Regions from separate parts of the Mus musculus genome. Here region 2 is linked to region 1. The links are chromatin loops, found by intact Hi-C in ENCODE. Cell type or tissue: left cerebral cortex. All regions are shown on one strand.

Region 1 (2,500 bases):
CAGCAGATGATACTTGAGAGGGAAATTAGGTCTTAGACACATTTCCTAGAGTCTGTAATGAAGTGCTAACATCTAATGTGTGACATTAAACTCATTCTCACAGTACAGTGAATACAGACTTTGCTTATGCCTTGTATAGGTACAATGACAGACTGTAAATATCAACCCTAAAACATATCTCCTAGTTGTATCTTATGACTGGGAAAATGTAGCTATTTATGAAGGAATAATTAAGAGTTTGAGAGACAAAAAATCTCATGTGTAGAATAGAAACATCATTGTGAGTGCTAATAGTGTTCTTGGAAACCTCCAGGAGAAAGTAGAAGCTAGACCATGAAGGGTGGATAGGAATGCCAACCTCCTGTTCAATAAATATCCCAGGAATGAGACATCTGGCTGGGTGATATGGGCTAGGGAATCATTTTAGAAAAGTGATATCATGTCAGTCAGATGCCCTTGCAAAATAGTTTTCCTGGAAAAGTCCTCTCATGCTTGTATGTAGGATGAGAAGCTGCATCAGAGGATGTGACTCTGGTCATGTCACCATGCTGCAAGTATGGCAGCCCTTCCAACACATGCAGGGCAGTTCTCTTTGTTAAGAATAACAGCTGTTTGCATTTACACAGTTGGAAGGTTTACAAAGGAACTGTTGTTTTAAAGAACAAAACTTCTCTGTAAGGACAGCATGCTTCTAGTGAGTACCATATCTTTTTCAACATTTCCCAAACTTATCCAGAAACATAACTAGAGAGTACTGCAAGGCACATCAGCATCCAGATACATTAGGAAACCAGCCAGCTTCTGGTTTGTTAGAAAGAGAGCCGTGAACATAAGATTTTGCACTGTTTTATTTGGATTTTGAGATTTCTTCAGAGTTCTAACCTTCAGTGATCCTAAAAATGAATATTTTAAGCTTCCTGGAAGTATACAGGGCAGCATGTAAATTTAGAAAGGAACTTACAACTCTTTCTTAAGAAGCAATGACTTCTAAACTTTGTGTAATAGATGAGATTCACAAGGCCCACTCAGCCATCTGTTCTGCTTGATTTCAGGCAATTTCCATCTTTTCCAGGACACAGAGGCATATAGTGTGTGCATATGTGTGCAGGTGTGTGTCTGAGTGGGCAATGAGAGTATGTAAAACACACACACACACACACACACATAATTTCAATTTAAGTTGTCTTCTCTGTATCAACTCTTGACTTTGTATAGCTACTTAGCAGATTTGTTTGCTTTAAAGTTATATTGTTTTTTGAAAGGAAAACTTTTTCAAATCTATTTTTTCCTTTTTAACATAAAGAAAGCTGCTTTGGCTGACTAGAGTAGGATTCCAAAAGCAGTTCCTCTGTGTCAGCTCTTGGTAGGAGGATTAGCTTTTGTTTCCATATGGCGCACAAGAACTTTCAAGGGATGGCAATTGTATTAGTTACTTCCCTTATTGTGCTCAAATCTGACAAGAACCATTTAAATGAGAGTTTACTTTGTTTCGTGATCTAAGGAGGGATATTGTCTACACTAGGGACGGGATGGTATGGTGTTGTGATTGAATCAGCTCCCTACACTGTAATTGTAGGCAGAATGCAGAGAGAGAGAGAGAGAGAGAGAGACAGAGAGAGAGAGAGAGAGAGAGAGAGAGAGAGAGAGAGAGAGAGAGAAAGACACAGAGACGCAGAGAGACAGAAAGACACAGAGAGACAGAGAGAGACACAGAGAGAGAGACAAAGAGAGACAGAGACAAAGAGAGACAGAAAGATAAAGGAATGTTGGTGCCCAGCTCAAATTTATCTTTTTTTCAGTCTAGAAGCTCAAACTGATGCCGCCCACATTGCAAACTCCATCACACACGCACCCTGGGATTGGTTTGCCAGGTGATTTCAAATCAGTTAAGTTGATAATGGGAAGTAGCCATCACAGTGGTTGAAATAGTTCCTGCTAAGAATCATAAGGTTCATGCTCTAACATCTGAGTGTCTTCCCTCAGCACTTGAAATATGATTGACTTTTGCGTCATTGTGGTTAGACTTAATTCAATGGCCAGTGTTATGCCATGAAGAGAGAAGGCTCAGTCAAGGACACAAGGAAGATGACAATCATGTAAGACATGAGGACAATGCCTTGGGGAGTCAGAGGTAGAGACGCTCCCATGTAAGACAATGAATAATAAGCAAGCACTAGATCAGTTCTCAACTTTTCTGATACTGTGACCCTTTAATACAGTTCCTCATGTTGTGGTGACCCCCCACCATAAAATTATTTTCGTTGTTATTTCACGGCTGTCATTTTGCTACTGTTACGAATCATAATGCAAATACATGATATGCAGGATATCTAATATGCAACCTCTGTGACAGGTCGTTCAAGCCCCAAGTTAAGAATATTTGCACCAGTGGAATCTTCCCGGGATCCTTGACAGCAACTGTGGCCTTGCTGACATCTTGATTTTGAATGCCTTGCCTCCAAAACTTTGGGAAGACAAATTTGTTTTTATAAACCATCTG
Region 2 (2,500 bases), 87 kb after region 1:
AAATAATGTTGTGTGATATGAACGGAAACTATATCTTGTGATGGTTTTCTAGTCATGAGCTTTGATGCAGATGTATGTGTACCAGAATGTAGTCCAGTATACATGTACCTATATTATAGATTGTGATCTTCCAAGGGATTGAAGTACATACAGATACACACATGAATAGTTCTATTAATTAACTAATTATTATATATTTTCTTTATATACATTTTTAATGCTATCGCAAAAGGTCCCTATACCCTCCCTCTGCCCTGCTCCCCTACCCACCCACTCCCCCTTCTTGGCCCTGGCATTTCCCTGTATTGGGGCATATAAAGTTTGCAATACCAAGGGGCCTCTCTTCCCAGTGATGGCCGACTAGGCCATCTTCTGCTACATATGCAGCTAGAGGTACGAGCTCTGGGGGTACTGGTTAGTTCATATTGTTGTTCTACCTATAGGGTTGCAGACTGGGGGCCCTGTGTTCCATCTCATAGATGACTGTGAGTATCCACTTCTGTATTTGCCAGGCACTGGCATAGCTTCATATGAGACAGCTATAACAGGGTCCCTTCAGCAACATCTTTCTGGCATTGTGCAATAGTGTCTGAGTTTGGTGGCTGATTATGGGATGGATCCCCAGGTGGGGTAGTCTCTGGATAGTCCAAACTTTTGTCTTATCTCCAAACTCTGTCTCTGTACCTCCTTTCATAGGTATTTTGTTCCCAGTCTAAAGAGGAATGAAGTATCCACCCATTGGTCTTCCCTCTTCTTGATTTTCTTGTGTTTTGCAAATTTTATCTTGGGTGTTCTATGTTTCTGGGCTAATATCCACTTATCAGTGAGTGCATATCTAATGACTTCTTTTGTGATTGGGTTACCTCACTAAGGATGATATCCTCCAGATACATCCATTTGTCCAAGAATTTCATAAATCCATTGTTTTTAATTGCTGAGTAGTATTCCATTGTGTGGAACCTCATAAAATAGCAAAGCTTCTGTAAGGCAAAAGACACTGTCAATAAGACTAAAACACCACCAACAGATTGGGAAAGGATTTTTACCAATCCTAAATCTGATAGGGGAGTAATATCCAATATATACAAAGAGCTCAAGAAGCTGGACTCCAGAAATTCAAATAACCCCATTAAAAATGGGGTTCAGAGCTAAACAAAGAATTCTCAACTGAGAAATACCAAATGGCTGAGAATCACCTGAAAAAATGTTCAACATCCTTAATCATCAGGGAAATGCAAATTAAAAGAACCCTGAGATTCCACCTCACACCAGTCAGAATGGCTAAGATCAAAAAATCAGGTGACAGCTGATGCTGGGGAGGATGTGGAGAAAGAGGAACACTCCTCCATTGTTGGTGGGATTGCAAGCTTGTACAACCACTCTAGAAGTCAGTCTGGAAATTCCTCAGAAAGTTGGACATAATACTACCGGAAGATCCAGCAATATCTCTCCTGGGCACATACCCAGAAGAAGTTCCAACTGGTAATAAGAACACATGCTCCACTATGTTCATAGCAGCCTTGTTTATAATAGCCAGAAGGTGGAAAGAACCCAGATGTCCCTCAATAGAAGAATGGATACAGAAAATGAATAGTTCTTTACTCAGTGATACTCTACCCTGGGTTTTTCCAGGACTGAGATTCATAGACCCTTCCCATCATAACTGTATCCTATGTCTGTATATCTGTCACCGACACCATTGTCATCTCTATCTATAGATACAGTCTGTCTTTCTGATCTACATCTATATCTGTATTCTTCATGTGTATCTTTCATCTATATCTAGGTATGTTTATACCATCTGTCATACCATATCCCTTGTTCGTGCATGCACACACACACATGCACACACACATTCATTTATACCTTGGGAAGTATTTATAAAGCCTCATCTATCCTGTCATTGAACTTATGGGCAGAATTTCCAAAGTAGCAGATCTAGTCTGTTTTATGACTTCTTAGTTGACTTGAGCTATCTGTAAGGCGAATGTACTTAAAGTACAGTATTTATTTGTGAGTTTCCCACCTTGGCCAGTCTGTAGAATTATGAATTTGTGACTAGTACATGGCCACCTCATTGAGATGGAACGTGATATATAGTCAATCCTGAGCTAGCTAAGCTCAAGGCTGCTTCTAACTGAGGACAATAACACTTTCCTTAACCTACCCAATAAGGCAATAAACTATCCAAAGCCTGATGGAGATGCAGATTTTAACCATATCATTGATTATGGGCTGGCTTTGCTACCACTGTCACCTATGAATTTTCCCAGGGCATCAAGCTCTAGTCCTGGTTATTTAAAAATCATTATTATATATCATAATTATTTTAAAAATTAATCTGGGACAATAATGAATGAGACAAGATTGACTATTTTTATACAGAATAAAATAATGCATAAAATAAAACATGAAGCTTTGTGAAACTTAGTCATTTCAGTATGAGAGAATTGAAATCTTACCAGAAAGAGGAAGGATGGGGCAAGTTTTGAATATGGAA

The links. A loop is a pair of places that touch in the nucleus more often than their neighbours do. Peaks named below come from ENCODE experiments on the same cell type or tissue, not always from the same donor. Only the 100,000 strongest peaks of a DNase experiment are listed, where the experiment ranks them.
Region 2: a loop joins it to region 1, with 4 times the contacts of the local background. A loop is called at or near these places in 2 of 42 quality-filtered maps.

Annotation. Positions count from the first base shown.
Region 1 is chr3:42,128,993-42,131,492 of GRCm38, forward strand. No RefSeq gene overlaps it. Among named protein-coding and RNA genes, the nearest start is that of D3Ertd751e, 390 kb to the left of the region's middle. In left cerebral cortex, no CTCF peak of the experiment used is centred here; DNase peaks (open chromatin) are centred at 1,027 and 1,380; H3K27ac peaks cover 1,989 bases.
Region 2 is chr3:42,215,881-42,218,380 of GRCm38, forward strand. No RefSeq gene overlaps it. Among named protein-coding and RNA genes, the nearest start is that of D3Ertd751e, 470 kb to the left of the region's middle. In left cerebral cortex, no CTCF peak of the experiment used is centred here; a DNase peak (open chromatin) is centred at 1,468; H3K27ac peaks cover 58 bases.